Regions from separate parts of the Mus musculus genome. Here regions 2, 3 and 4 are each linked to region 1. A link is a loop called in an ENCODE intact Hi-C map of the cell type or tissue named here. Cell type or tissue: heart. All regions are shown on one strand. Region 1 holds the start of Pex26 (peroxisomal biogenesis factor 26). Region 2 overlaps Bid (BH3 interacting domain death agonist). Region 3 overlaps Mical3 (microtubule associated monooxygenase, calponin and LIM domain containing 3). Region 4 overlaps Mical3 (microtubule associated monooxygenase, calponin and LIM domain containing 3).

What was found. A loop is a pair of places that touch in the nucleus more often than their neighbours do. Peaks named below come from ENCODE experiments on the same cell type or tissue, not always from the same donor. Only the 100,000 strongest peaks of a DNase experiment are listed, where the experiment ranks them.
Region 2: it touches region 1 in a loop (8-fold over the local background); 19 of 42 quality-filtered maps call a loop at or near these places.
Region 3: it touches region 1 in a loop (6-fold over the local background); 8 of 42 quality-filtered maps call a loop at or near these places.
Region 4: it touches region 1 in a loop (9-fold over the local background); 32 of 42 quality-filtered maps call a loop at or near these places.

The regions. Positions count from the first base shown.
Region 1 is chr6:121,175,940-121,183,939 of GRCm38, forward strand. It overlaps Pex26 (peroxisomal biogenesis factor 26), which reads left to right and starts at 7,728. Exons shown (of 5, transcript NM_028730.6): 1 at 7,728-8,000. In heart, a CTCF peak has its summit at 3,242 (motif pointing left); a DNase peak (open chromatin) is centred at 7,912; H3K4me3 peaks cover 737 bases; H3K27ac peaks cover 2,071 bases.
Region 2 is chr6:120,893,732-120,901,731 of GRCm38, forward strand. It overlaps Bid (BH3 interacting domain death agonist), which reads right to left. Exons shown (of 6, transcript NM_007544.4): 2 at 7,992-8,000; 3 at 6,425-6,635; 4 at 3,489-3,628; 5 at 1,888-2,100; 6 at 1-561. The coding sequence ends at 550. Among named protein-coding and RNA genes, the nearest start is that of Bid, 19 kb to the right of the region's middle. In heart, a CTCF peak has its summit at 4,584 (motif pointing right); a DNase peak (open chromatin) is centred at 4,600.
Region 3 is chr6:121,009,118-121,017,117 of GRCm38, forward strand. It overlaps Mical3 (microtubule associated monooxygenase, calponin and LIM domain containing 3), which reads right to left. Exons shown (of 32, transcript NM_001270475.1): 17 at 1-64. Among named protein-coding and RNA genes, the nearest start is that of Gm4651, 51 kb to the right of the region's middle. In heart, a CTCF peak has its summit at 4,817 (motif pointing right); DNase peaks (open chromatin) are centred at 4,824 and 5,424; H3K27ac peaks cover 1,043 bases.
Region 4 is chr6:120,967,420-120,975,419 of GRCm38, forward strand. Mical3 (microtubule associated monooxygenase, calponin and LIM domain containing 3) reads right to left here. Exons shown (of 32, transcript NM_001270475.1): 21 at 5,984-6,228; 22 at 1,936-2,073. The region is part of intron 1 of Gm43915 (predicted gene, 43915); the gene reads left to right. Among named protein-coding and RNA genes, the nearest start is that of Gm43915, 13 kb to the left of the region's middle. In heart, no CTCF peak of the experiment used is centred here; DNase peaks (open chromatin) are centred at 4,422, 4,692 and 4,952; H3K27ac peaks cover 835 bases.

The DNA.
Region 1 (8,000 bases):
AGGTTTTCCTGGAGCTACCATCTGGCCTGCAGAATGCTTCCCCAGGAAAGGAAAATGCTGTCACTGGGATCAAGGAGGAGCTGGAGAAGATCATAATGACAGAAAAGTCAGAGAAACAGGGCCCTTCTAAGACAGCCCTGGATCAGGGGTGCCCTTCCCCCTCACTCCTGTTTGCTTCCTAGGCTGTGATAACTTGGTGGTTTCAGGCAGAGCCTGTGTACACATGCATTTCCTTGTTTGCTATGGTAACACGGGATTCCTGTTTTTCTACCTCTATTCTTTGTGGTCCCTTTGGATCTTGGTTGTCAGAGCCGAGGACGCAGAACTCGCCCACACGCTCACATTGCCCCCATAATCACCCTTTGTCCCGAGGGATTAGGTGAAGGGTGTGGTGAGCCAGCCTGTAATATGCCGCCATTGCCTGTATTACTTAGAGCCAGATGCCCAGGAGCAAACAGGCTCCTCCGCAGGATACAAAATGGAAGAGATGACAGCGTCGAGCCTCCCGTGCAGTCTTCTCCCCAGAGAACTTTCCACAGGCAGGTCTGTATGTGCTGGGAGACAGCCTGTCTGTGTGGATCCCATCCCCCACTGAGAACAGATGTGGGGGCTGGGAAGGCTCTCTGTACACCTGAGCACATTCAGGAAGCGCTCAGTACTTAGCACTTCCTCGAACTATAACACCCAAAGCCCTTGCTCCTGTCCTGTCCAGGCCCAACTTGTTCCCCCCTCCCCGCCCTCCAGCCCTGATAAGATGGCTTTTAGAGGTGTGGTGGGAGAATCCCAGGGTGGGTGATTTTCCTCTTGCCTTGGTTGCAGAGAGACTGGAGCTTAGCTGAGTAACTTGTAACTTTGAAATTAACGGAACTGTTATTGGAGATCTCCCTCTCTGATCTACAGACACCTGTGGTCTTCACCCTGAAATCTTCAGTGTTCTGTTATCATCTTATTGAGCTCTAGAAGCCACTGACTGGGGCCTCAGTTTCCTTATCTACAAAATAAGAACTATACCAGGGTCCACGTCATAATGTGGATGATTAAAGATGAGTAATGTCTCCAGGACTCTGAAGGGCACCTAGCCATAGATAGTCAATCTCGTGCTACATAAACGGAGACATCATTATGTTAATGGACTCTGCAGCAGCATTCCAACTGTGGAATTGCCTCTGCATTTAAATGGGGAGGAGAAAACAGGAGCATGGAGTTCTGCCCTGAACCTTGAGCCTCAGCTTTACCAAAGAACCATAAAAATACCTGGAAGGTCTGGAGCCCAGGAGACACACCCTCGAAATCTTGGGAAAGCCTTCTCCCCACCTTGCTCACACTTAGCTATTTGGCTCGCACCAGGCCAAAGGTTCACATAGACTGGGATCTATTGCCCGTGGAGCCTTGGCACGGATAGCCTGTACTGAGGGCCTATGGTTTGGGTTGGCTGGAACAGCTTTGAGAGAGCAGCTGTGGAGACAGTTTATTGGCTTGGAATGTGGAACCAATTTGAAGGGAGCAAGACAGGCCAGGCTGACCAAAGGTGTCAGCATTTCTGACCTTGCACAGTCTAGGGTTGGATGTGTTTCATCCAGGGTGTAGACTGCTTGCCTAGTGTGCGTGAAGCACCCGGTTCAATCTCTATGACTATAGAAACTGGGTGTGGCGTGCCTGTAATCCTAGCCCTCAGCAAAGGCAGGTGGGAAGAAGTTTGAGGTCATCATCCTTTGCCACATAACAAGTTCAAGGACAACTTGTCCCTAAAAGTAAGGTCACTGGACTGGAGGGTTTTGTGGGTCAACTTGACACAAGTCATCAGAAAGGTAAGAGCCTCAGATGAGGAAATGCCTCCAGCTGTAAGGCATTTTCTCAATTAGTGATCAACTGGAGAGGACCCAGCCTGTTGTGGGCGGTGCCAACTCTGGGTGGGTGGTCCTGGATCTATAAGAAAGCAGGCTGAGCAAGCCAAGTGAAGCAAGCCAATAAGGACCACCCCTCGATAGCTTCTGCATCAGCTCCTACCTCCAGGTTCCCACCGTGTTTGATTTCCTGTCCTGACTTCCTTTGGTGATGAACAGCAATGTACAAGGACAAGCTGAATAAACCTTTTGCTCCCCAACTTGCTTTTGGTCATGGTGTTTTGTTGCAGCAATAGAAACCCTAACTAAGACAGTCAGAGAAGATTCCAGAATCTGAAGGTGAAGAACATTTCATTCCTTATTTGAGCCTGAATGTGTGGCACCAGTCATTAGCCTGGAGGATGTCAGAGTTATAGGTTCAGTGGGCTATCCCAATCTCTCTTTGATGCTCTCTCTTCGTGGGGCAGGTGCTACCATCCGCATCCTCAGAGATCACTGAGGCAGGGGGACGTTGGGTAGCTATGTGGATGTCAGCCAGCTTTATCACAAACAGAACAGAGATTTTTAACCAGTGTCCCCCTTTTCTTCTGCCATAGCAGGGCACCATTCTGCAGGTACCAACCTCCATCTGCCTGAGAAGAGGTGCCCTGAGCTGTGTGCCCTGAAGGTGTCACCCAGAAGGAAGAATGGCAAGTCCCAGGCAGGCACTAGGAGCTGGGTTGTGATGGGGAGGCTGGTGTCTCGTTCTCTCTGCTGGATTTTCTCACAATGAGATAATCCCACCATTATAGACAGTAACTGGGGCCAGGCCCTGTTGACTGGGAGAACCATGCTCATTTCTACTCCTAGCTTTATTTCAAGGATAAGCCAATCAGAGAAAGTAGGTACTTGCCAAACATTCTGTGTCAATGGCCCTTGATATAGTCAGGGAGAAATCTGGCTGGCCAGATATAGTCTGGCATACATGTTCACTCTCACATACATAGAGTAGATTGGCTTCTGTTTAGGATTGATATGTCTTCACTTGAGAAACTCTGCGTGTACTCAGAAGAGGGGAACGGTGGGTCACAGAAGTGGTGTTTTGAGTCAGTTTGTGGGCATAATTTTCAAAGGCTAGGTGTGAACACAGAGACCACGATGACGCCCCATGTGTATAGCTGATGATCGAGAGAGACAAATAAATGAAGCACAGGCTTGTTTTCACTATGTGTACAAAACAATGGGTTCCTCTTCCTCTGTGATGTTTTAGCACATATTGACACAATATTATTTTTATGTGAGTTTTAGCACATCCCACTCCTGCTTTAAATAGCCTGACCTCATTCTGGTCACTGTACTGCTAAATAGAGAAATTTGTTTCTGGCAAGGAAAAAAAAAATTTAAGGTGGTTCTGCCATCTGCTGGACAAATGAGGAATAGCGAAGACTTTGTTAGGAATTTTCACATGGGTGCAGTGGCAGTCTCACCGTCTATGTAACCTATCTTTGCTTCTCTTTCAGTTCTGATTGCTCTCCCTCTCCCTCTCCCTCTCCCTCTCCCCCTCCCCCTCTCCCTCTCTCTCTCTCCCTTCCTCCTCCTCTCCCTCCTCCTCCTCCTCCTCTCCCTCCTCCTCTCCCTCCTTCTCTCCCTCCCTCCCTCCTCCACCCTCTCTCTCCACGTGCACACACACAGGTCAGAGGCTGACATTGAGTATCTTTCTTTCTTGCTCTTTGACATAATTTTTGAGATCCAGTCTCTCACTGGTCTCACCAGAGCTCACAGATCTATCCTGGGCAGACAACAAATCCTGATCTTCCTGTTTCCACTTCCAATGCCAGGATTACAGATTTGTCCTGCTGAGTCTTGTTTTTCCATTTGTTTGTTTGTTTTTTTAATGTGGGTGGCGAGAATCCAAGCTCAGGTCCTCCTACTTGTAACTGATCGTCAACCGGATCACCTACTGAGCCATCTCCCAATCCCTGCCCATCTGATTTTTTTCAGGGCACACTTTTAAGTTCAGTCTGGGGGACAGGAGAGATGGCTCAGAGGTTAATAGCACTTGCTGCTCTTCTAGTGGATCCAGTCCACAAGGGGGTTCACCGTTACAGATGGTTACACCAATATGACACCGTTCCTTCAGCCTCTGTAAGGCACCAGGCATGCGTGTGGAACATGGGTGTATGTGCAGCCCATCCACATAAAACAGTTTTTTTTTTTTTTTTTTAAACAACAACTCAGGTTGAGAAACCGATGAGCTGTTGTGTTTTGCAATCCCGTAATTATGTTATTACTGACGATCTTTATCATTTAATGCTCAACTGCAGGCAGAGATGACAAGACAATTTATGCAATTGCAGCCTCAATTTATGCAACTCACATTCCAAGGGTCTCTGCTTTGTTTGAGCCTTTGCTGCAGGAGAACAAACGTTGTCTGTGGAGAAAGGTGGTCTCCTCACAATGATGCAGAGAGTATATTGTGGAGGAAGACGGTCTTCTTGCAATGATGCAGAGAACATACTGATCCCAAATGTGAGGCTCCAAATACTGACCCCCAACAACAAGGGCCAATGCAGAGCAAAAGGGCCATGTTTTCTGTGTTCTGTCCCTGTCCTTCCTGTTAGAAGACAAAGGCAAACACACCTACTGTGCTGGTCTCTCCATGGTTCCCCATCTCCCTTCTCTTTCTCCTTAGTCTTTATCATCTAATAACACTGTTGCATGTATTTCACTTGCTTAAATGTATGTATGTGTGTTTGTGCATGTGTATGTGTGTATATGTGTGCATGTATGTATTGCTGGGGTCCATGAGTCACCCCATGCAATGCATATATCAATCTCAGTCAGAGGGGAATGGTTTATTGACCAGGACAAATTGATCAGAGCCACAGACCAGACTCAGGAGCTGACTGTGATCATGAATGTTTCCCACGGCCAGTTTATAAAGGCAAAACCCACAATGAGCTCATGTGTAGGTGCAGGAATCACTGCCTGGTGCTCAGCTCCGACTCAAGTTATTTTGGCTGGCTAGTCAGAACAGTTCTAACTGACCTTTATTTTGATTGGTCCAAAGTGGAGCTTATGGTTCTAGGATTTCTTAATATTAATTAACAAACCTCAAAACATAACAGGCTATATGGTCAGATTGACCTGCTCCGAGTCAAGCTATTTTTCTGTGTCAGTAACAATATGAAACAACTGGCAGGCATGGAACAAAATGGCTGGGGGAGCAGGCTTCAATATGTGTGTGTGTGTGTGTGTTTGTGTGTGTGTGTGTGTGTGTGTGTGTAATGACAGGTAAGGATTTCACACCCTAGTCACAATTTGTGCTACTCCTTTGAGCCTTGTGAAAGCTAGCATCAGGGGGTTCTGCTCTAGCAGACCTTATCATGAATAATGTAAACACACACACACACACACACACACACACACATGTTCTTGTGTTTCCAGGCTGGTCTCCAATTCCTGGCCTTAAAGTAATCTTCCATATCACCCTCAGGAGTAGCTGGATCTATAGGCATGTGTACTTGTTTATTAATAAGCATTTGCTTATTTTTGTTGTTTGTTTCCTTCCAAAACTCACCAAGGCTTTGTCCTTCATTTCTGTGGGACCCTCAGGGTCTAGGACAATGTCTGCCATCTACTAGTAACAAAAAGCATTTCTGGGGCCAGTGAGATGACTTAGTGGGTAAAGGGGCTTACCACCAAGCCTGACCTGAGATTGGTCTCCAAGACACAAAAGGAGAGAACTGTCTGCTGTCCTTTGACCTCCACGTGTGCACTGTGGCACACAAACGAGTGTATAAAAATAATATGTGTATGTGTGTGTGTATGTATATATATATATATGAGAATTGATTCATCTTATTTGATGTGTGTGACTGTTTTGCCTACATATATGTATGTGTACCATGCGCAAGCCTGGTACTCCAGGAGGTCAGAAAGAGGGCATTAGATGCCATGGACCAGGCTCAGTCAGCCCCCCTCAATCCGTGGGAAATCAGGGGTTCTGGCAGGTGGGCATGGAGTTGGCGAGAATTGGAGAATTGACAAACAGACACATACACAAGGGAGTGCTGTATCTGGATGTAATTTTTCACAAGGCTTATAAAATATAATACAGAAAACAAAGGAGTAGGGTGTCACAACAGGCAAAGTACACTGAAGTATTTGACACAAAACAGAGGAATGACTTCAAAGGACTGACAGGAACCAGGTAATGTTTACAGTAAAGATAAAACAGCCCTGCCTAGGGTCAGCTAATGACAGGTAAGGATTTCACACCCTAGTCACAATTTGTGCTACTCCTTTGAGCCTTGTGAAAGCTAGCACCAGGGAGTTCTGCTCTAGCAGACCTTATCATGAATAATGCAACAACACAACCCCCCTTTTTCCTAGGCCTTGGTAAATACTTGCATATGAGAGTAACTTGGCTGTAATGAAGATTCTAAGTATACTTTGCTAAGCTTGCCCTGAGATTTCTAACTCTTATCCAGTAAAATACTGTAAGAAAGTATGCAAGACCCTCCACAATATTGCAGGGACAAATCTGGGGCATTCTAGCTATGGGAATGCCAAGGTTCCAGGAGGCTAAGTTTCCTTGAAACTCTTTGCCTTGTGACTGCTTCCAGGCTTTTAGGCCTGCCAAGCCAGTCACTACTGGAGTGGACATAGCACTGGATCCCCTGGATCTAGAGTTACAGATAGTTGTGAGCTGCTATGTGGGTGTTGGGAATTGAACCCAGGTACTTGGCAAAAACAAATGCTCTTAGCTGCTGAGCCATCTCTCTAGTCCCCAGTGGGGGGGAGAGGGGGAATTAAACAGTATATATATTTTTAAACAAGTGACATCCTGGCCCTTTCACCTTACACAGTCACAGGCTTTAGCAGACTTGACATTTCTGTCTCAGCTGTGTGAGGACCTTCTGCAGAGATTTAAAGACTGCCATGTCCTGTCGGTGTTAGTGATAAAAGAAAGGCATATATGATGTGAGCAGGTCTTAGCCTAGCACCTCGCTGTCTTATCCAGTCACTAAGGAGCAAGGGATTCTAGGAAAACTTGGGAGAGAGTTCAGAAGGTAGAGAACTGGACGAAGTAAAACCATGAAGACTGAGTATAAATGTGGAAGAGATAGGAAATCCTGCCTGAAGCACAGATAATTGGTGATTTATGAGTCTGTGTAAAATTATATAATAGGAAGTCAGGTGTGGTATTGCACTCCTTTAATTCCCGGCACTAGGGAGGCAGAGGCATAGTTCAAGGCCAGCCTGGTCTACAGAGTGAGTTCCAGGAAAGCCAGGGCTACACAGAGAAGCCCTGTGAAACACAAACAATATAAATAAACACATAAAAATACATATTTAAATGTATTTACTTTTTGTATATTATAAAGCATCAGTTCTTACATTGGTTCAGTACTGTTTTGAAGAATTGCATGACATGTGCATGGCTTTGTTTTTATGACATCCTTATTTATATAAACAATGCAGGATCCAGGAGTTTATGTAACTCACTTGTGTGTTGATGGTTCACCTACCTAATACAAAGCACAGATCAGATCTACCTCTGCCCTGACACTCCTTTCAGCCAAAAAAAGTGCTTTCTTTGGTTTGACAATGTTTTTGTGACTTATTTGTCGTGTGACCTATGTCACCTGTAAATAGAGTAATAGTCCTTAACTCATAGAGATGAAGAAATAACAGACAGAAAGCGCCTTTCCATTCTGCCACACTTTATAGCAGCATCGAACCCAGGAAGAGGAAATAGCCAGCTCCATAGTTTTCTTTTTCTTTTTTCCCTAAGCTTCCAGCAGACCCTTCTCAACGGACTCCTTCAGAGGTTAATAATAAAGGTGCAGGTAGCTCCACCTCCTAACTGGAATTTCTTCCGTTCGTCCTCTTCCGGTTAGCGAAGGAAGGATCACATTTCTCAGGACAAAGGCATTTCACTAATGGTTTAGCTTCCTCATCTTTTCCACCCCAAAGCTGGCGACCCAGTGCGTTCTCTCTGGAAGATGGCAGTCTCTGGGCGCGAGAGGTTCCCCGAAGCTTCACAGACCCAAGAGCCCAGGACTACAACTCCCAGAATCCTTCGCTCCAGCGTGCGCGTGCGTCGTAGTGGCTAAGAGGGGTGGAGAGGAGGTGTCCACCGTCGTGGGTTCCCCGTGCAGGTCTTCTGTT
Region 2 (8,000 bases), 280 kb before region 1:
GAGATAATAGCTGACCCCTGAAACAGCTAAACGCTGGGGTGAGGAGGGGTGGGGCGGTCGGGCTTCCCATGGTTTGAGATCAGCCATTCGGCTTTTACAAAGGCAGGTGGAGGCCTTGTGAGCACTTCAGTGTCCACTAGGCTGGGTGGACTTCACGCTCATGGGCCGATGCACCTCTCCTAATGCTGTTCTCCTTAGACAGAAGCCCACCTACATGGTGAAGACAGCCCAGAGCTGGCTCTCAGGAACAGTCACTTGGCATTACAAAGATGCTTTTCTGCCTTACAGCCTGCTGTTAAGTTTCATTCCCAAGTGGGAACCCATACAGCTGATAGGACAAAGGTACATGGTGTGGATGCAGGAGCCGGCGTAAACTCTTCAGATACACTCAAGCTGAACGCAGAGATGTCCAGTGAATCACCAGCTTGGGGTTCCCACCACCTGGAAATAGGGAGACAGCTGTTCTCTGGGACCTGTCTTCAGGCCAAGGTCTTTCCATGGTCGCGGTTCCTCTGGAGGCAGTGTCACCATCGGGCTTGTGCGGGCTCCTCAGTCCATCTCCTAAGAAAGAGGCAGCAGAGTAAGTCTCATTGGAGGATACGGTGCGTTAGAAAACAAGCACTGGGCTGCTGCTCAGTCAACAGTGCCTGCCTGGCACACAGAGACCTGTCCTCTGCTCCACCCACCCAGGTGTGGGGGTGCATGCCTGCAGATGCTGAGGCAGGAGGATTGCCTTGCATTCCATTGCCATCTGGGAATGTGGACTCTGCCTTCACCCAGAATAAACAAAAACCCCCTCCCCCCAAAAGAATCTCGGATAATGTTTCTGACAGGTTCTAAAATCCCAAACATTGTAAAATCCTAGTGCAGGTTAGGTATCTCCATCCAGCTCCCACTTGGGTTTGTGTAACCAGAGCACAAGACTCTAAGAACACGTGGTCATTTTCCAGCAGTCTCAGTAGACTGACCTTGGGCTTAGCTCCGTGTAACCACTTCCTGAGCATGCGCAATAGAAACTCAGGGCTACCCTAGCAATGGGCCCGTCCTCAGGCTTACTGGAGAGCTTGACAGCGATTCTCACTTAACTCATTTATTACTCCTATCAGTTTCTCTCTCCATCCTCGGGAAGCGCCCTTCGAAAGAATCTAAGTCATGGGCCATGGCTTACAGTGCCAAGCCTGATGAGCTGAGTGCAATCCCTGGGACCTCAGAGTCGTCCTGACCGACTATGCTGCAGCACACATGCTCCCACAGCAACATGCGCACACAAATAAGTGTAGTCACTTTCTGATTACTCATAATACCTGGGGCTGTGCAGATGGCTCAGTAAGAGCTACAGAGGCCTGAAGAACCGAGTTCAGATTCCTGGCACCCATATGGCAGCTCACAACCACTTGCAACTCAATCCCAGATGATGCAGCACCCTCCTGGCTATCCAGGCATCAGGCACACATGGTCCACAGGCACACATTCAGGTAGAGCATCAATACACATTAAACAACTGGTACCCCAGTGAGGGAAGGGAAGGCAGGCAGTGGAAGCCCAGGGTTTGCTAGTTTAGCCTAACCGGCAAGTTCTGACTTCACGGAGAACCAACCCTACCTCACAAAGATAGGTAGAGCGAGATAAAAAGGCACCCAATAATGGCCTCTGGCTTCCATGTGCACACCACACACACTTAGGGGGCTGAGCCCTTAGTCATCTTCCTAAACACTCCACGTCCCCCCAGCTTGCTCGGTTCCCATCAGTGGTGTGAAACAGCCTTGCCTCTCTCAGTCTGCGGGTGGTCAAAAGGGAGAGCAGGCCAGAGGGGCTTCAGCAGAGGCTCTGCTGCATTAGAATAGGGTAGGCAAGCAGGCAGGGGCTGGTGTCACTGCTGGCTCTTACGTTTCTAACCAAGTTCCTCACATAGGAGAATAGGTTCTGGTTAATAAAGTTGACAGTCGTGTGGAAGACATCACGGAGCAAAGATGGTGCGTGACTGGCCACTTTTTTGGCCAACAGCATGGTCATTATCAGCATGGCCTTGTCGTTCTCCATGTCTCTGGGGAAGGCTGTCTTCACCTCATCAAGGGCTTTGGCCAGGCAGTTCCTTTTGTCCTGTACATTAAAGAAGACAGTTTACTGATGCTCTTCCTTCAGAGAGACCAAATCAGGCCAAAGGAGGAAGCAGCCTTTCAGAGGGGAGTGGTGGTTAAATAGCTAAGAACGTTGGGTGGAGGAAATGATAGAGGATTCACTCTCCACAGACCAGAGAGGGACGTGGAGACTCACCAGTGCATGGTTAGTGAGTAGCCTGTACACACTACTGACATATGGGCGTCTGAGCTCTTCCCTGCACTCAGATGCTTACAGAATTGGCTGGACACGAGCACATCTTAGGCTCATGTTACTGTGAGCTTAGCTTTAGGGGCTACATGTTATCTTCCCTTCAGGCAGGAAAGGAAGATACTGGACCCCTGGACCTGAAGAGCATGTACTGCTCTGCCAGAGGAGCCCGTTCAGTTCCCAGCACCTATAGGCAACAGCTCACAATGGCCTGAAACTTCAGCTCCAGGGGATCTGATGGCAATGCATGTACCTGCAAGCATGCTCATGTACTCACACATGAGGTGCACGCAGAAACAGGTAACGTTAACTCTTTAAAAAATGGGGAGGGGAGTGCAGGCCTTTAATCCCAGCACTTGGGAGGCAGAGGCAGGCGGATTTCTGAGTTCAAGGCCAGCCTGGTCTACAAAGTGAGTTCCAGGACAGCCAGGGCTATACAGAGAAACCCTGCCTCAAAAAAAAAACAAAAAAACAAAAAACAAAAAAACAAGGTGGGGTGGAAAGTGAGCTTCAGGTTCTGTGGCTCACATTAAAGAATCTACCCCATAGGAGGAGCCCAAGGCTGTTGACAAATGTGTGTGTCTTTGACAGCCACTGGAGAGTGGCAGGTAGAGAGAGTGCCAGCAAAGACAGGCTGTATGTAGGCACAATGAATCTAGATGGTGAGGGCAGCCACGATTTCAGCTGCTGGAAGTCCTAAGAACAGAATCTTCTTCCTTGGGCAGGTACTTCACAGCCCCGGGGTTTGGTTTCTCTCTCTCCCCTCTCCCCACCACCCCTCCACCTCTGCTTTAGGAAGGACCCGGTGCTGAGGAACGAGCTTTGGGTCCTTCACCGTATACCCAGCAAGAGGTGGACTTGTATCGGTTTCCATGTGCTGATTCTAACCACACAGCCCAGCAGATGCTCACCCTGGGGGAACGACATGGAGTTCGCCACAAGAGAAGACTGAGTATCTGTACAGATCAGGTACTTCAGGGATCTTCCTGGAGGCCTGACTCCTAAGCTCTGTACTCTGACTAAATTCTTTGGAGAGACCATGCTGACGGGCAGTCAAGGACAGGGTTTACTTCCTGGGAAAGACTGGTTCGACAAGGAAAAATGTCCCACACTTCCGAAATGTCCCATAAGAGGGGCTCCCAGACCAGAGTCATACTTACTTCCTCCGACAGGCTGCCATTCATGAACTGTGCGGCTAGCTGTCTCACCAGTGTGGGCTGGATGTTGTGGTCCATCTCATCGCCTATTTGGGCGAGATGTCTGGCAATGTTGTGGATGATTTCTTCCTGACTTTCAGAATCTGTTTAGGCAACAAATACAAGACTCAGCAATGGTTCTGTCAACAGCTTCAGGCCACTTCCTACCTCCGCACCTGCCCTAGTGAGGACCATGAGTGCCGCCCCTCCCCGGGTGCAGGGAAGGCCTGGGTAGCAGAACCTGGCTGGAGAAGCAGGCCTGTCCCAGATTATATGCTTGCTGCTGCGGGGGCTGGGGGGTTGGGGGTGCTCCTGTCCTGTGTCCTGCCTGTGTCACTGCTGCTTTAATGCAGTGGGCAACTGCTTCAGCATTCAGCGGTACTCCAGGCCCTCCCTCAGTCCATGCCTGTCACATGGTCACCACATTGCTCTCCTCAAGGCCTCTCTGGTGCTCACTGCTTCTGCTTAGGTGACAGTAACTGCATGGCTTCCGGTTCCCTGTGATTTAAATCCACTACTCGCCGAGTGTTCTAGGCAGACTCAGCTGCTCACTGGCTTGCTGAAGCCACTACTTTGCCCTGCTCCCAATCTGCAGCCGATCGATCGTCTGCAAAGCCTCGTCATCCCCAGTCTCGTGACTTAAGCCAGGCTTTGAAGTCTGGCATGGACTGATGCAGAAAGAAGCGGGTATGGCACAGAGTGACAGACACCTGCGCACAGCCAGAGCCTCCTCCCGCTGCCCTGAACTTCCTGAGCCTTTCCTGGACTGCCTGGCGCTTCTCTTCAGTTTTGGCCTGGCTGGCTGGCTCACTGGTGGGCTTCGGAGACAAGGCTATGGTAAAACCCAGCTTGTAGAGAATACCTGTCACATCCCAGCCTACTCAAGATACCACTTCAGGGCATTTGAAAAATGAACCACATTTGGCAGAAGCAGGCAGAGTTCTGGGAGTTCATGATTAGCCTGGTCAACACAACAAATTTCAGGCTAGGCAGGGTAAGGCCCTGTCTCAAAAGAAATAAACTAGCCAGAGGGGGGTAGGGAAGCCAAACTAGCTGCTGGTCTCCCTTGCAACCACTAGAGGGCAGTGAAGCCTCTGTGTCCAAGATCGGGGGCAGCAGTGCTTAGAGTCCTGAAGTATCCTGACCTGAGTTTGATCCCAGGACACACATGGTGGAAGGAAAACAGCCAGCTCTGACTCCATACATATGCTAGGGCATGTGCATACCCCATACTCAGACAGACAGACAGACAGACAGACAAGCATTTTAAAAAAAATCATGCAGCTCCAGAACGTGCTGGAGGAGCAGAGCCCGAGCCAGGCCTGTACACTCTGAAGAACTTCTCAGTGATGCCCACCTGCATGCTGCCCACAGCGCTCTGAGCACTCGCTGCACCTCAGCCTTTAGGGAGGTCTCCTCAGTTGCTGTAAACACAGCATGGGGACAGGGGACAGGGGACAGGTGAAGGCTAGGAGCAGCCGAGTGACACAGGCTTAGCAGGAGGTGACTGCACTGATGAAGGAGCAGCTTGGTTGAGCCTTGCTCCTGCTGCATGGGCAGTTTGATCTGAGGTCAGCCATTTCTCTGCTGTGCCTCAGTTTCCTTATCTGGAAATGAGGGTCAGGATACTTCAATACTCGGTCATCTCTTTAGGTAATAGCAAGTCACATATGTTAAAGTTTCATTTAGGAGGCAAAATGACTCTAACGGCAGGAGTTTTCACTGGATTGAAAGTTCAGCTAGCCTACACAAATGAGGTGCTGTGTGGCTATTGAAGGATGCTTACCTGGCAGCCATGACCAGACTAGCAATGTCCCAGACCTCCCAGATCTGAATGGCAGGACGAAGGACTCTGCCTTGCTACTTTCCAAAACTCCACAAGCTGAAGCTGATGGCACTTCTGGGTTATAACATCTTGACCAGCATGGTGGCTTGAACATGCTTGGCCCAGATAGTGGCACTGATAGGAAGTGTGTCCTTGTTGGAAGAAGTGTGGGTGTGGGCTTTCAGACCCTCCTCCTAGCAGCCCGGAAGATGACAGCTGGATCAAGATGCAGAGCTCTCAGCTCTTCCTCCAGCACCATCCTACCTGGACGCTGCCATGCTTCCTGCCATGATGTTAATGGACTGACCTTCTGAACTTGTAAGCCAGCCTCAACCCAATTTGTCCTTTATAAGAATTGCCTTGGGCTGGGCGTGGTGGCGCACACCTTTAATCCCAGCACTAGGGAGGCAGAAGCAGGACCAATCATCATTATAGTTTTTTATTTCAAATGTACCTCATCCCCTCTCTTGACTCCTCTTTTCTGAATGACTTGATAGTTGCAGGAAAGAACTAAGAAATAAAAAAAAATAATAAAATAAAAAACCTAGCCAGCACATGGGAGGCAGAGGCAGGCGGATCTCTGAGTTCGAGGCCAGCCTGGTCTACAGAGTGAGTTCCAGGATAGCCAGGGCTACACAGAGACACCCTGTCTCGAAGCCCCCTCCCCCTCAAAAAACAGTTGCCTTGGTCATGGTGTCTTTTCACAGCAATGAAGCCTAAACTAGACAATCAATTTCCATACTTTGGCTGTACTATAACTGTTTGGGACATATGTTTTAAAAACCATGTTTTAAATATTGGTCCAGAGAGGATCCTCAGGTCCAGACCTGAAGAGAACTCAGGACTCATCAGAAGGAAGAACTTTCTAATTAGTTGTCCTGATACAGGCGATGTCATATGAACTGGACATTACTGGGGGCAGTCACATGCAGATCATAAGACAGGAGTCACATGACATGCACACACACACCAGCCTGACAATGTAAGGTTAGAGACTGAGCTCCAAAAGCCCTTGTAGCTTTTGGGGGTCAGTAAAGGCTACATTTGGGATGAGGTGGACAAGGCCAGGACCTACCTGGCTCTATTCTTCCTTGGTTGAAGGAGCGGCTGGCCTGGCTGCCATCTGTCTGCAGCTCGTCTTCGAGGTCTGCCTCCCAGTAAGCTTGCACAGGCAGTTCCCGACCCAGCACCTCCAGCTCTTGGCGAGTACAGCCAGAGCTTTGGAGAAAGCCGAACACCAGCAGGTCTGTGATGTGCTCGGCCCCCAGGCCGGAACCGTTGCTGACCTAAGGTGGAAGGGGAGTCAGGAAGGCTCACGGGAGCCTGGGTCAGAGCACAGTTGGACCCGAGTCACAATGGCCTGTGACAACCAATAACTCGGAGGATCTAAATGCCCTAGTGAGAGGCCCAGGGGCAGAGAAACAGGCTGTGGTGTGCTTGCCAAACAGAAGACACCAAGGGGCTATCGAGCCACCTTCTACAGATCCCCTCCTGAAGACACCCACTGGGGAAGCTGCTTCGAGGGAAGGTCTCAGGGACACTGGGGTGGCAGGCAAATGTCATTACTTCAGTTCCATCCATGTTTCCGTTCAGGGCTGAGCCTGACTGTACGGGCTGTGCTCCTAGCAGCAAGCGGTTCCTCTTTCCCCTCACTCCCTCATGAGCAGACACAGGATGCCTGATAAACTCTAGGAAGCAGGGACCCAGGTCCGACTCTGCCTGTGCCTTTCAGGGGGACATGTGCACTATCAGAGGCAGCAGGGAGGGTCTTGCTCACCGGCCTCTCTGCCAGTTCTATGGTGTGTACAAAAGCAGCCCTGGGTAGGAGCACTATGAAGGAGCACTTAGCGCCAGGCGTGGTGGCGCACGCCTTTAATCCCAGCACTCGGGAGGCAGAGGCAGAGGCAGGCGGATTTCTGAGTTCGAAGCCAGCCTGGTCTACACAGTGAGTTCCAGGACAGCCAGGGCTATACAGAGAAATCCTGTCTCGAAAAAAACAAAAAACAAAAAAAAGGAGGAGCACTCAGCAACGCCTGTTCCATGAGTCCCTGTAGTACAAAAAAACGTAGTAGCAAAACCTGCTTCACTTAATGTCCCTCAACTGTGTGCATAACAGTTGTCATAAAGTCAGAAACATCTACAATAAGATACAAGTTCTGATGTGGGGCAAGGATGTCAAATGCCAAGATGTAAGAGAAAATGTCAGCATTTCACTTTCTTCTGTGCCTCAGCTTTCCTGCTCCAAGGTAGAAGAAGGGGACAGCAGCAAGTCTACCGTTGTCCAGGAGGGGCCCACTCTCAAGAGGCCCTGCAGGACAGCAGGAGATACTGGGAGGCTAGAAAGCACTATTGCCCGAGCCCAGCTCAGCCCCTGACTGGGGCAAAAGGGAACCTTCCAGATCTTTTCTGTCCCGCCTTTGTGCCGCCCTTGCTATGTCTACCAAGCTGACAGTCACGCCGTTCCGTCCTTCTGGAAGGACGTCCCCCTTCCCCATTCTGTACTAAGTCCCTATCAGGTGCCAGTGGAGATGAACTCTGTTGGATTATCTGAGGTACACCTTGCCAGACCTGACAACTGAGGGGTCAGGTTGCTTAACGGGGACACCCAGGATGAACAAAATGAAAAGATACCAGAATCTAACCTCAGAGTC
Region 3 (8,000 bases), 170 kb before region 1:
TTTGGCAGAAATAGCACGTGTCGCTGCCCCCCAAGTTCTGCGGGAACTCTTTCTTTATGGAGCCCTGTGGGGGGTTGGGTAGAGGAGCATATCAGACTCTGTGGCCTCTCGAGCGGCCACACAAGCCGTCTGTGGGTGAGGACGACTCTGGTCCCATGGACGCAGACCACAGGTTTTAAATGACAACAAATGCTCTGTGTGGCTTTCCCGAGAACAGCTCTGAGAGTAGCCTCGCTTCACAATCTCCTCCTGAGGACCCTGAGTACAAACCAGGGTCTAAACCCGTGATACTCAACAACCGCGAGATGCTCCTGAGAAAAGATCCAAGCTTTCGGAACTTCGTAACAATCAAACCAACTATTCTGCTGGAGTTTTGTTTGGAGAGGGTGGGGGTAAAATATACATACACTTAGTGTTCATGTGTGCGCATCCTCTGAATACTGGATGGATCATCTTTAAAGAGGAAAGTGCTTTTCCACAGAATATCCTAAATATCTACCACAGTTCTAGAAATTCAATCATCAAAATTGAGACCAACTCAAGAAAGCTACCAGGTGGCAATCCAGGTGGCTACAGAAATCAGTAAGACCCTCGGAGCAAGTGAGGGTCGCTCGCCATAATGCCATGACTAGAGACAGTGCCCCTGGAATATCTCTTACCAGTTCCTTCTTGTCTAGAAGGGTTTTGGGTTGCTCTTTCCTTTGAAGCTGATTGGCTATCTGCTCAGCCAATGAGCTCACTCCGCCTGTGTACATCTTTATATACTTCTATTGGTTGGAGATTACACAATGGTCAAGATGAAGGGAAATGAGAAGGAAAAAAAAAGTAAATTAAGGAGATGACCGACAGGAAAAACAATCTTTGAGGGGTGTAAAACGAATACGCAGTGCAACCGCAAACCATGCCAACACAGTGCCCACAAGCAGAAACTGGGCGGTGAGTGCACGCCACACTGTGCCAGGCTCCACGCCGCGGTGGTCAGCACACACATGAGCAGCAGCAGTGGAGCCAATCTTCCACAGGGAAGAACTTGGTCCTTCATGTTTTTCTGAGAGTCCAGTTCTGGGGACAGGGAGGTAGAAGACAGAATGGAAACAAACATGGAAGAGAAGGAGAGGTCTGCATCCTGGGTGCTCAGAGAGTCTGAGGGTCAACTCCAGGCAGGTGGCTACAGGGTCAAGAGCTAGGAGAGGGTCTAGGGTGCTCTGCGAATAAGCTGACCGCCTCAGGCTAAGAACAAAACCAGGCAGATTCTTGCTTCTTGCAGATATTGATGTCCCATGTGCTTACCCCCTCCCCCCGCCCCCCTACCTCCCTGCCCTGTGCACATCAGGCGGCGGCAGGGAGGGGTGGGTGGTGGTTGTGGAGGCTGGATCTCTCCCAGACTAGGTGGGACACCAAATCACAAACTACACCTGAACAAAGCTGACCATTTTGCCCCAGGACATCAGAAGGGTTCTGGCCCTGGAAGAATTGTTTTTAGAGATGAACAACAAAAGAAGTCAAAATCCAAAGCCGAGTGTAGTGGCATACATTTGTAATCTTAGCACTCAGAGGGCTGTGGCAGGAGAATTGCTATGAGCTCAAGGCTAGCCTGGACTATACAGTGAGACAGTCTAATCCTCTTCCCCAATGCACACAGATCAAACTAGTGCAATCTCCCTTTTGGAAACGCTGAAGAAACAAACAGGAGAGAGCCCATGTCTGCATGGTAAGCCGCCCTGCTCACAGGGGTCTGACACCCTGTGGCCTAGCTTGGATCCTGTCCTGGGACGACAGTCAAGTCGGTGGGCAGTTGTTTAGAGATGTGATAGGCAGGACTCTGAGTGGAGACAGTGTATGCTACACCTCTCATGGTAGGAAGTTAGGGAGGCTCTCAGCCACGTGGGAGAGGTTGTCACTAATGCAGAATTACAGCAGGTACAGTTATCCCAGAGATGACATCAACCCCTAGTAAGTGGCTTCAAGGGACAAACCTGTAATGCCACGTGTAAATGGGCAGCTGGTCCAAACTGCAGCATGCCCAGCTTTTGTGGGGCCAACTCTGTAAGTCTGGGAACGCTCACCCTTGAGAACATGTCTCTCTAGGCTCAGCTAAGGCCTGGCTGGGAACTGAGCAATCAATACCATTTTCCAGCTCAACTAAAGAGATGCCCTAGGGGGGCCTGGAGATATGGCTCAGCGGTTAAGAGCACTGACTGCTCTCCCGAAGGTCCTGAGTTCAAATCCCAGCAACCACATGGTGGCTCATAACCACCCATAATGAGATCTGATGACCTCTTCTGGGGTGTCTGAAGACAGCTACAGTATACTTACATATAACAATAAATAAATCTTAAAAAAAAAAAGAGATGCCCTAGGATTGGCTGGCCTCACCTGCCATTAACCCCACATATCATGTCCATTAGTAACAGGGCCTTTGAGACGCATACGCCTGGGACAGGCAGGCACAGGAAAGAGGAGAGCAGAAATGAGACCCAAGCTCTCCTGTGAGAGATGCCCTCATAGGATCTGAAAGTCACCTTTTCTTCACTCTGTGGAGCAGATGACAAAGTGCCCAGCACACGGCAGCCCTTGCCCCACTGTGTGCATCAGGATCCTTCTCTCGTAACCAGGGACTATCTCAGGAGCCATGGCCTGGGACTGCATGCGCAGGGGCATTTGTCATTCAGTTCTTGTGATGTAGCAACTTGGACAAGCACCCCACCCCCCACTCCAAGAGGGATGGAGTCAAGTTCTGTTTGTTTCTGGCATGAAAAGCAGCTGGCTTTCTTCTTCCCACTCCCAGAAGGGTCAAAGTGTAGGAATCGCTGGGCTCACCCCACTGTACGCCACACGCATGCGAGTGCTTCTACACATATACACACTGCCTAAGAATACGAAGCAGAGGCAAAGGCAGCTGACTCTCCGATCCCTAACAAACTCCTCGGAACTGGATCGGAGCCACCCGGGATAAAGCAGGGTTCATTCCACACAGGATTACAAGAAACACCAGGAGTGCTGTGTGCTCACTATTTTACTAGGAGAGTTAGTGACGGCATGGTTCAAATTCTGTAGCACGCACGTGATTAAGAAAACGCAGTCTTCGGTCAAAGATTGAAAAATGCTATCAGTATCGGGCACAGCTTAACAGCGGGTTCGCTCTGACAGGCTGTGACGTGTGAAACACTCAAAGGCAGCGGGCAGCCTCTTTAACATGGGTGTCTGTGGCAGCTCTCTCACACACACAGAGCTTCTGAGGAGCCAGGCAAAGGCAGAGACCTAGGCTCCCTTAGGTGGGTGACACCTGTAGAAAGTGGAGCGAGCAGAGGCTGCAGAACATGGTTTTGTTCAGTCCAGGCCATGCTACCTGTCGGAGGGAGTCAGAGGAGGGAGAGGCAGGGCGGGTGGAGGAGCGGAGGCTAAGGGAGAGCTCCCACTGGTCAACAAAAAATCGACGTGAAGGCTCAGGCTCTGGCTATAAAATACAAGGCAGAGAAAAAGAGCACAGTACATGTTAGAAGTCATGATAGGAAATCCGAGTTTCAGACGGCTTTACTGTTCAGCTGTAGAATGTACATGGTAAATAGAGAAGCAGGTCTTCCTATTTCCAGAATCGAGTGAGCTTCATCTAGAGCTCCCATCTGCTTCCCGCGCTTGCCCAATGCTGGCTCTGGAGCACATCTCGGGAGCTGGGAGCACCTGTGAAGCCTCGGGGCACCTTGGCTTGGTGTTCCTACTGGGTTCACCCTAGGTGGGTAACACCAGCTTCTCACAGAGCCCTCACTGACCTGCGCGGGGATTTTCCCTTGGCAGAGACATCTCCAGTCATGCTAGTTCTCTCCTGACAGAGTGAAGGGCAGGGTTGGGACCCTCACTGTCCTCTGCCAGGGTTCAGGGCGTGCCCTTGTCCTGTGGACAGTGCCCAAGGCCTTCTCCACCTAATGCTAGAGCTCTGGGAAGCTCTATCTGCACTAGGTGTTCAGGATGGGTGTTCTGCTTGCAGAGGAGCCAGATAAACGGAGGGCACGGTCCAGGGACTGATATAAATGCCCCTTGTCTTCCTGACACTGGCCTCAGCTGGTGCAGCAACAGTGGGTAGGATCTTCCTCAGTGCTGGCTATGGGAGCCAGCACCTCTGATCCAGAGGGGAATGAGATAACAGACAGCCTTAAGTTTTCCCGCCACATGCTGGATACAATCTTTACAAGGTGGGAGGGATAGGGGTGCTGCCCAAGCTCCAAGGACAGCCACTGCGTCCCTTTAGTTGACATTTCAGTGTCACAGCAGTGATAAGGCAGCGTGGCAGGTATCTGAGCCTTCCCTATCCTCTGCCCCAAGTGTCTGACAGCTTCTGGGCCCTGAGTATAGTATAGAGACGACTGACCACCTGGAATGTGGAGCAGTCACAGTGCGTGCGGGGACTGAGTGAAGGAGAGCTACAGAGAGTGAGGGTGTGCATGGGCAGGGCTATGGAGTCGGGGAGAAGTCCTGGAAAAGAACAGAAGTGGTGCCCCCGGTATCTAGCCTGAGCCCCACACTGAGGATCTATACACACCAACGTCCGGGAAAAACAAAAGTCCCCCCATGACAGTGTTGTTTAGGCACATCCTGTGCCTGTTGGGGACCTACTCTCCCCGCTGGGCACCGGTGTCCCGGACCTCAGTTTCCTGCCAAGCTTCCTTTCACTCAATGAACTTCCTCACTCCCTTTTCAGATGTTGCTTATTAAAAACCATCAACCTTATTAAGTATGCAAGCTTCAGGACACAGGACACTACCCTGTTCTCTGCTATGGGAGGACCTGGAAAGAAGGAAGAGGCTGTGGACACCGACTTCCCACCAGGCGGCAGTACAGCAGAGCGGGTGACAGGGAGGGGCAGAGGCCAGCCTCCCCTCTTAAACCCGTCCTGCTGGTAGTTTCCTTCAAGGGAAGGGAAGATGGTGCTGCTGCCTATTTCCTGGTGGTCTCGAGATGTGTCCCCGCTTGCTGCCTGGTCCTCAGTGCGGGTCTCAGAGAGCAAAGGCAGGAGGGAGGCGGCTGTGAAATCACCAGAACTTGCGAGACATCAGCTCAGTGCAGATCCGGAAGGACGGGAACAATGCAAAAAGCCTCACAAAATAAGTAGGCTAGGGGCTTCATCACCACATTCATTGAATGAAAAAAAAAATGGAACGATAGTTCATTTTAGACATCCCTGTGTTTTTTTTTTTAGAAAAGATCAGCTATAGCTTTTCATTATGTACCCATCCTGCCTCGGGCTGCGTTTCCTGATCTTCCTATCTGACTTCTTCCCCCGAGAGCCTCAGTTCTTCTTAGTACTTTTATTTCAGGAGCTGAGGCTGACACATCCACTGCCTGTCTGTCCCGAGGCTCCGCTCTTCCACTCCTCCCCGATGACCAATGCCCTTTGGCTACCCTAGGGGAAGAGGTGATAAGGTCTTGGCATGGGATAGAGGAACACAAATGGGAAGTCTCTACGGCCCACTGCAACAATGAAAGCACCAGGGTTAGCATCCAGTCTGAATGCTTTGCAGATGGACACTCTGCCGTGAATGCTACCGTGCGGGACAACGCTGTTAGCAAAGAGTTCTGGCTCTTGGCTGGGTGACAAGTGTGCAGAAAGCTAGGAGAAGGGGCTCTTCTCCACGCTCCCTTCCCTCTGCCCCACCACACAGCGTGCCCCAAAGGTGGGCTCTCAGCACCCCGTGCCACAGGCTCATGCTTTTACCCTCTTGAGGTGGGGATCCTGCTTGCCACGGCTGTCAGCATGAAGAGTCCTGTACATCTGTTGGCAACAAGATAAAAACTTAAGCTCCATCCCGACCAGCTCGGTAACAGTGGGAGATTTAGGCAAGAATTCAGGGTTCACATTTATATATATCCCCCAGCCTGAGACTTCCCTAACCAGCTGTCCACAATCCCACCGGTACCAAATTCCATGATCTGCGACAATTTTCTGCCCACCTGCCTCTAATGAGGCTCCCTACACAGGCCAAGCACTGTGGTTAGTACAAAGGTGGAACGATGTGTGTTTCGCACAGTGGTATAAGATTGGAGGCGTGCAGTGAAAGGCTCAGGGGAGGAGGGTTGGCAGGGAAGCTTTCCACAGCAAGAAAGGTGGGGAGAGGACACCGGATGAGCAAAGGACCTTTACAGAGCGCAGAGGAGACTCTGGAGTGGGGAGCAGGCCTTGAATAGGAACAGGGGAGCGGGGCTCGGGTTACTGAGGGGAGAGGTATGTGGAGCCTGGTGGCACTCTCAGTTAATGCAGAGGATCATGGGAAATCTTAGGACAGGCACAAGGCTGCCTCAGTGAGCTGAGGTGGCAACTGTGGGGACAGGAGGACCACACTGTCCACTCAAGGTAACTTGAGATGTCCATCCTTGGGAAGTGGATGCTAGTGTCTGGGGTCTGACCTCATCCAGTGCCGATGCCACACTGCCACAGGCAGCATGAGCCCAGCACCAGCCTCTGGCTCCCGCTCGGTTCCAGGACATTGCTCACCTGTCCTCTTGCATAACTCCTTGGCCTCTCCACCCTACACCTCAGAGTGCAAATTGGAGATGGTGGTGGGACCTGCCCCACAGTTACTGTGGGGACTGACTGAGTGACTGAGGAGCAGAACAAATGCTCAAACTGTGAGCCCTTTTTGTTTGTTTGTTTGTTTGTTTGTTTGTTTTTGAGACAGGGTTTCTCTGTGTAACCCTGACTGTCCTGGAACTCACTCTGTAGACCAGGCTGGCCTCGAACTCAGAAATCCGCCTGCCTCTGCCTCCCGAGTGCTGGGATTAAAGCTGTGCGCCACGCCCGGCTGTGAGCCCTTATTAAGAGGAGGCACTGGGCAGTCACAGAGGCTAGCACGGCTCAGTTCTTAGGCCCAGGGGCGGGAGGAGGAAGGCCTGGAAAACCAGATGCGTCGTTAGTGGTTACTTTTGAGGTAGGCTACCTTCGTTATGAAAATATCCTGTCACAGATCCTGCCCTCAGAAGTGGCTTTTTAAAATTTATTTTATAGGGTTTCAGCTCAAAGGTCAGCAAGCCATTCTGTGTGCATACGGTATAGGTGTGTCCACCCTGAATGTGAGATTGTGCGGTCAACAGCCACAAGTATCTGGTGGCTTTCAAATGCTTTAACCATCTGCTTGGAGCGTGAATGGGTGGCTGGGTTGGTTAGAAGAAACTGTATAAGCCAGAGAGCAGGCTGTCAGTATCAGGAGGAGCCAACCCCATGCAGGGAGGCCACACGAAGCTCTCTTGTCTCTTGTGCACATCTTAACTATAGTACATCAGGCAGCAAAAGAAACAGGGCTACTCTAAGTGAGGTCCTACAAAAATGTGTGCCTCTTGGACCTTACGGATGTTGGATCTGAGATGAATATAGTTTATGCTTTGGTGTACGGCTGTCCTCCCATGATAGGGGCTAGAACAGAACATGCAGGATTTGAATACACAGGGCTCTCATCTGGGGTCCCGATAGGAACTGTTCGCTTGTAACAACGAAGGTTGTTTTTTTTTTCCTTTTCTTTTTCTTTTTTTTTTTTTTTTTTGCTACAAGTCATCTTTTAAAAACTTATCCCTGAAAAGAGTGGCTACTGAGCTGATCCCTACATTCATAGTGTAGGTGGTAGGACAGACAGGACATAGAACATGCAGAGGGTCACCTGCTGGCCACTGCACGCCCGGCAGGAAGGTGGAGTAGGGGTAGGAGAGAGAGTGATCACTTTTTTGGGGCAGGTCCGAGAGCGCTCCTTTTCCCGTCGCTTTTACACCAACAGACACAAACAGAAAGAACATGATTGAAACAGGGCCTGGGTGGAGACTGTTCCTGGCAGAGATGAGGAACATTTACATATGTGCAAAGCATCCCAAGAGGCCCCTTCCTTGACCACCCTCCATAGCACCTAACTCTGTGTTCAGGGTGATTTATCAAGTCTCTTGTTTTTCATCTTGGACCAGAGCCTCAAACAAAGGTGGCCTAGGTAACCGAAGAACTGGGGAAACCTTGGTGTAATGCTCTG
Region 4 (8,000 bases), 210 kb before region 1:
TTGGAGGAGCCCAGAAGATTGTGAGTTGGATCCCAGACATTGGACAGTTGGAGATTGACTTTTGCTTTTGATTGTGACTGTGCCCTGATATTTTCCCTCTTGAAGGAAGAAACTGTTTTAGTGGAGCCCACAGTTAAGAGACTTTTAATTGTAAAAAGACTTTGAATTTTAAAAGAGATGGATATTTTAAAGAGATTGAAAATTTAAGAATATGTAAAGACTGTGGGACTTTTAAAGTTATTTAGAATGGGGATGAATAAGATTGTAAGGGTTGAGGCTTACTAGTGATGTTTTTGTGTGTCAAGTTGACAAGGGGTCAATTGTACTGGCTAGTTTTGTGTCAACTTGACACAGCTGGAGTTATCACAGAGAAAGGAGCTTCAGTTGAGGAAATGCCTCCATGAGATGCAATTGTAAGGCATTTTCTCAATTAGTGATCAAGGGGGAAAGGCCCCTTGTGGGTGGGACCATCTCAGGGCTGGTAGTCTTGGTTCTATAAGAAAGCAGGCTGAGCAAGCCAGGTGAGGCAAGCCAGTAAAGAACATCCCTCCATGGCCTCTGCATCAGCTCCTGCTCCCTGACCTGCTTGAGTTCCAGTCCTGACTTCCTTTGGTGATGAACAGCAGCATGGAAGTGTAAGCCGAATAAACCCTTTCCTCCCCAACTTGCTTCTTGGTCATGATGTTTGTGCAGGAATAGAAACCCTGACTAAGACAGGTACTAACACAGGGTGTGTGTGTGTGTGTGCGCGCACGCTCTCTCGCGTGTGTTCCAATGTTGGCCTCTGTGACAGGTATTTGGGACAAGGAGAAAAGAGAACTTGAGAGAGGGCAGCTCTGGCTAGGGCTGCTGAGTTGTCCTTGTCCCCATCTTGCGGGCCACCTTGATGTCCTAGAGGAATAAGACACCACACAAAACCCCAAGTCTTCCCATCCATGACCAGAAGTGATTTTCTATAGCCGCAGAGCCCTGGGAGGCATCACCCCAGCCAGAGAAGGTGATGCCACCAAGAGTCCCTACATGGAAGACAGGGGTCAAGGAGAATGACACATGACCACCACACCTCTAAATGGGCTTTGCTCTCATTTTATTGTTACTCCTTAGGAGAAGCCAGAGCTAGGGTATGGCGGGTAATCTGTTAGGTCCATGGCTCTGGAGGCAGAGCTTGAGTTCAAGGTCAGCCTGGCTAGCTTAGTGAGCTTGTCTAAAAACATAAAAAAGGAAGAAGGAAAGACAGACAGAAATTATTAAAAAAAGAAGAAGAAGAAGAAGAAGAAGAAGAAGAAGAAGAAGAAGAAGAAGAAGAAGAAGAAGAAGAAGAAGACGACGAAGAAGGCCAGGCATGTCAGTGCACACCTTTAATCCCAGTACTCAGTAGGCAGAAAAGGGCAGGTCTTTGTGAATCTGAGGCCAGCTTGGTCTATATAGCAAGTTCTAGGCCAGCCAGGGCTACACAGTGAGACCCTGTTTTAAACAAACAAATAAGAAGGGAGCCAGAATAAAGTCCATGTGCACCTTAGTGGGAAACACAGGCCACTCTGCCCAGGACTTGACATAGCCCACGAGATGATGAGATGATGACCGCCAGACACGCAGTGTGCCCCTCCTGACTGTGACTCCAAATACACTCCCCTCCCTCGTCCTCACATGCACTCATGCAACACCCACTCTGCCAACACACTGAAGACGGATAAAGAGTGCCCAGCTGAGAAATGCAGGGGACAGCAAATTCTAGGTCTTCTGAGTCAGGTTCACACTCCTGTTCTTCCTCATGAGAGACAGAGCCTTAGAATTCAGAACTCAGAGAACTTTACATATTCTTGAATGACAGGCAAGGACAGTGGTCCCTCTGCAGACAGGGCCTCTGCAGCCATGGGAAGGGCCAGGAATGGGGGCTCAGGACACACACCCGACTCTGGGGCTCCAAGCAGTTACCTCTAGAAGTGGAGGACTCAGAGGTTGGGAGCATCCTCTCCTCTGCCTCTCTCTCACGGATGTGTGTCCAGTGCACATCAGCCTGGATCGCCAAGGGATCCGCTGCGGTTATGATCTGCTGCAGCCTCTTGTTCCCGGCTAGGGGGCCAGGTCCCCAGGAAGGAGGATAGAGGGAGGACAGGAAGGAACAGCGAACAGTCAAGGGAAAGAGGGAGGAGACAGCACAGGAAACGAAAGAGTTACAGCGTTTGCCAGGACCAGTGTGAATAAGAAAGAGGTAAAAATTGAGAACATGCATGTTTGCACACACACGCAAGCACACACGCACACATACACACATGCATACCCACACAGATGCACACCCGCACACACATGCATGTACACACACCTTCTGTTGATTAGGTTTGATTTAGTAATTTTGAGCTTTGCATAAACATTTCTTAGTACAATGAAATCCACACTCCTCCAAATGCAGAAGGAATTTTTCCTTTCCCTCATGGATCTGAGGCCCACACTGCCCAGGGCGGAACAGGGTGGACGACCCTCACCTTATAGGACCATCACTCCAGGGCCCAGGATATGGCTGTTACCTAGCACAGCACGAGCTCCCGAGAACACCCTTCCTGTCAGTCACAGGTAGGCTCGGATGGTGCACGGCTCTGCAGGGAGCCAGCCAACTAACCAGGACAGATGTGTGCTCTGCCGGAACTTTCATTTTTACCCTCTGCAGTAAAGCCGCTGCTGGGGAGGGAAAGCCCTTTGGCCAGAGAGCTCATGCTGCATGCTGGCATGGTGGCGGGGGTTCCGACACAGGGAACGTGGTCAGCGTGGAGGGTGAGGACAGCAGCTAGAAGACGAAGCAGAGATCTGTCCTGTGAGGTCTGGAACTCCAGTATTCAGGCAGGAGTGAGGCCAAAGCTTCTTCCCTAATGTGGGTCAAGCCCTTCCTTCCTTGCAGGCTGCATCTGAAGCCCTTCTGACCCCTCCGGGCATGAGATCTGCCTCTCAGCTATAGAAAATCCCAGCAGCGCCCCCTGCATTCACCCTTGCTGCCAGAGCAGGTGGAAGTCACATGCAGCCCCTGCCCCGAAGGACCCTCTCATTAGTGCTTGCTTGGGTCATGCCACACAGTAGGGTTAAGATAGCGGGACAGCCAGTGACTACGGAGCGTGGGTGTGGGCACTGAGGAAGAAAGGGCAGCTATTTCGGCAGTAAGAGCAGGTGCCACTGACCTGAAGGACTCTGTGGCTTCAGGCTGAAGCCAGCTCCCATCTGGGAGTGTCTGTCTGTCCTCCCCTTGACGCCCTTAACTAGACTCACCTGTCACTACCAGGGCAGCTCTATGACTTAACCTAATGAAGATGTGGCATGGCGTGGCTGGCACAAAAGCAAAGTGAATTCTCTGATGTGGAGGTTAACCTGTTCCATGATGTGGAGCGGCGGCCCCACAGACTCTCTTACTGATCAATATGGATTCACAGTCCATCCTCAAAGACAGACTGCCCAGATTGTGCTGTCCAGGGCTGAATAACAGCAAACGGACTGACAGCTCAGATGTGTCAGGAGCCCGGAGGGTGAGGCTCAGAGAGAAAGGCTGTTCCTTTCTTTGGCTTCTAAGCCACAGAAGGAAGAGTTCCGTCTTTTCTCTGAGCACAGCTCTGCCTTTTGCCAACACTTGCAGACTTGTGGGGTGTGTGTATCTGTGGTGTGTATATGGTGTGAAGTGTGTATGTGTAGTATGTATGTGTGGTGTGTGTCTCTCTGTGTGGTGTATGTATGTGTGGTGTGTGTTTATGTTGTATGTGTGCTGTGTATGTATGTGGTGTGTGTGTGTAGTATATATGTGTGTGCTGTGTATGTGTACATATGCTATGTGTTTATGTTGTGTGTGTGTTATGTGTATGTGTGTCATGTGTGTGTTGTGTGTGTGCTGTGTATGTATGTGGTGTGGGTGGGTATGTGTGCTATATGTGTGTGTTGTGTGGTTGTGTATGTGTGTTGTATGTGTGCTGTGTATGTACATGGTGTGTATATGTGTGTGTGTGGTGTGAATGGGAACCATTGGCAGCACAGAGACCCTGGGGTGAGACTGAAGAGCTGTAGCTAGGCAGTGAGGTTTAACTGGATAAAGGGAACTCAGAGCGAAAGCTACAGGGACACAGGTGTGGTCACATTCTAAAAACCTTGTTCTCTGTCTTCTGGGGATCTGCTAACTCACATGCTAGTCTGTGCTTTGTCTAGGGAGGCCGGGTCAGGGACACGTGCCCAGGTATGCCCAGAGCCTTTGAGAACAGCTTTACGAAAAAGACCTTCCACGTGGGGCCTGCTCTTGGAGGCATATTTTAGGTGGCTGCTGGGGAGCCGGGGTGGAGATGGGCAGGAGGCAAAGCGGGTACCTTCACATGTACCCATTTCTTCTTCCTTTGAGAGATGCTGGAGCCACTGGCCTTGTAGGAGTTCTCTGTCCCAGGGGCAGTACTCCCCTTCTACAGCAGGGGGAGCCAGACACCCACAGACAGCACCAAGAATCCCACAGAGGGACAGGTAGAGAAGGGAACGGAGGGAAGAAAGAAAAGAAAGAGCAAAGTTATCCCGGCTGCATGCAAGTGTGTCCTGCCACTCGTCCACACAGGCATCCAGGTCTGCAGCCCCAAATATGTGCTGCAGGCTGGGGACAAGGGAACATCTAGGACTTGGCTGAGTGTGTGGGGAAATTCCCAGATTGGCAAGTGAAGTCTTCAAGAAGGGAAGGTGGGCAGACTCTCCCAGGGTTGTGTTAGGGCTAAAAGCGGCTAAGTACCATCACGTGGAACAGACAAACTATGTTTCCCCGAGGGAGCTATGAAGGGGACGGACTCGCCCTGGTGAGTGTGAACACATGGGAACTCTAAGCCAGCATGGTTCTGCAGACGGGACACAACAGACAAACCATGCTCTGGCCAACGCCAGCCTTTCCAGCACGTTCCCTCTTCCTGTCTCATGAAACTCAGTGAGTCTGCCTAGAGTCCACTTTGGCCTTCGGAGGAGTCAGAGCAGGAGGGTGAGAGAGGATGCACTCTGGGGAGGCTGTCAACACCACAAAGGGTTCTGACCCTGAGCAGACTGGGACAGTCCATGGCAGCAAATCCACAGAGCCCAGGGACAAGCAATGCTGCCACAGTGAGCTAGTTCTCTGTGCCCGTGCTGTCTGGAATTTAACCCGGAACTCTGATGTGGGGCTGCAAGAACAAGGGTGTGTACCCCCTTTGGCTCCATGTCCCTTGGAAGTGGCCATGGCTCTCCTCGGGGAGCCGGATCTCTACCAGCCCTGGCTCCCTCCTTCCTACCCATGGGCCCTCTGCAGCCAGGGAAAGAGTGATATTCTTACACAGCCAAGTTCCTCATGTCTTCAGGTCTCAGTCAGACGCTTGCCCAAGGCAAGAGGAGGTTTACAAGTGGCCAGAATGGCTGGAAACTCAATGAGCGTTCTTCAGGCCCCAAATGTTACTGACAGTTGTGGCTGGTGCTGGTCTAGTGAGCACTTAAGATGGCAGCCTCCTGCCACCGTGCACCAGGGAGACTCCTGGAAGGAGCCAACCTCCTCTGTCTTTACTAGAGTAAAGTTCTATCAGAAGCTGAAGGGGAAAAGGATAAAATGAAAAAGTAAAAGGAACTTAATTTGGACAGAGTCCTCAGATGAGCCCCGCCTTCCACTTCCAGGTTAAAAATACCAGTGTGTGTGTGTGTGTGTGTGTGTGTGTGTGTGTGTGTGGAAGGCGGTGACCAGGAGGAGAGCAGTAAGCAGGATGTAAAGTGAGTAAGTTAAAAAAATTAATAAAAATTAAAAAAAAAAGACCCAATGTACACAAGGGACATTTTTGGTTCAGCTTGCCATCACTGCATCTGCCTCTGTTCTACCTAAGGTCGGGGTGAACGAGGGCCAGAAAACCTCAGGTCTTGAGGGCAGCATGCAGACTCTAGTGTCTGTGAGACCTTATATTCACGCTGGCAAGAGCTGAAGGGGGGAGGGGAGGTACGACGGGTCGGGACCAGAGGAGATGGTTCTGACCTTCACTGGATTCCTCCTCTTCCTCCTCCTCATACTCTTCATCCTCTTCTTCGTATTCCTCCTCCTCTTCTTCTTCCTCGGGCTCGAAGTTCTTGGAGGCTTCCAGCTCCTCTTCACTCCTTCCCTTCAGAAGGGCATGGATCCTGACTGCCTCCTTCCAGGGAACCCCGCCCAGGTCAGAGGTGGGGAGATGATCATCTTCGTCATCTTCCTCTTCCTCCTCCTCCATCTCCGACTCAGAACTGCTGAGAGAAAGAAAGCACCCAGCTTGAGTGAAGGAATGATAGCAGTAAGGTTCAGAGCCACGGTCGGTCGCAGGTAGCAGATCCCAAACAAAGCAAGGGAGAGGGAGGTCAGGCTGCCCTTCCCCAGCCAGGGAAGGGACAAGAAGGAACCCACTAATGGGACAGAAAGACAGACACACATGTACAATACCTATGCAGACCCTAGGTTAGCTGTCTCTTGTAAGGCTATGCCAGTGCCTGGCAAATACAGAAGTGGATGCTCACAGTCATCTATAGGATGGAACACTGGGACCCCAAAGGAGGAGCTAGAGAAAGTACCTGTATTGGCTAGTTCTGTGTCAACTTGACACAGCTGGGGTTATCACAGAGAAAGGAGCTTCAGTTGAGGAAATGCCTCCATGAGATACAACTGTCAGGCATTTTCTCAATTAGTGATCAAGGGGGAAAGGCCCCTTGTGGGTGGGACCATCTCTGGGCTGGTAGTCTTGGGTTCTATAAGAGAGCAGGCTGAGCAAGTCAGGGGAGGCAAGCCAGTAAAGAACATCCCTCCATGGCCTCTGCATCAGCTCCTGCTCCCTGACCTGCTTGAGTTCCAGTCCTGACTTCCTTCGGTGATGAACAGCAGCATGGAAGTGTAAGCCGAATAAACCCTTTCCTCCCCAACTTGCTTCTTGGTCATGATGTTTGTGCAGGAATAGAAACCCTGACTAAGACAAATTGGTACCAGCAGAGTGGGGTATTCCTGTGACAACCTGACCATGTTTTGGGGAGGACTGTGGAAGGACTTTGGAACTTTGGGCTTGAAGATCCATCCATTGTTAAAAGCTCTGTCAGATGTTGTGTAGGAGCTTGGAAGATAATGTTGAGAATACTGCAGAAGATGGAGGTCTGGTTTGTGAAATTTCAGAGGGAAAATTAAAGACTCTTTTCAGGGCCATTGCTGTTTTGATTGTGAAGATTCTGTAGTTCTGGTTAGCTGGGGCTGAAGAATCAGCTGTGATTAACAAGATACCAGAACTACCAAAGCAAAAACCTTGCATTACTGGGACTATTGATGCTGGTTAGCTGGAGCTAAGAAATTAGCGGTGATTAAGAAGAGACCAGCATCATTGAGGTGACATCTTTTGGGAAGTGTTTTCTGAAAGCACAAAGAGGCTGTGTTCCAGAGATGGCCAAGGTTGTACTCCTGCTGCAGCGGGACTTGGTAATATGTAAGGGTCACCCAGGTGGTACTGGTTTTGAAGGCATGAAGGGGTCACGCAAAGCAGCTGAGGCTCGGCACTGTGAGAGGCCATGGAAGGCCATTGGTGAAAGTGCAGCCTCAGTTGCAATTGATGGCCCAGGACTGAAGGGGTCATGCAGTGTTTTGGAGATGCCAGTACCATGAGATGACCACCAAGAGCAGCAGCAGCAGTGAAGTACAGGCATCTGGAGCCTAGAGGATGACGCGTGTGCTACAAAGGGCATGGCTGGAGAAGTGACCCAAGCCCTTGGAGGAGCCCAGAAGATCGTAAGTTGGATCCCAGACATTGGATGGTTGGAGATTGACTTTTGCTTTTGATTGTGACTATGCCCTGATATTTTCCCTCTTGAAGGAAGAAACTGTTTTAGTGGAACCCACAGTTAAGAGACTTTTAATTGTAAAAAGACTTTGGATTTTAAAAGAGATGAATATTTTAAAGAGACTGAAAATTTAAGAATATGTAAAGACTGTGGGGCTTTAAAAGTTATTTAGATCTTGGGGATGAATAAGAATGTAAGGGTTGAGGCTT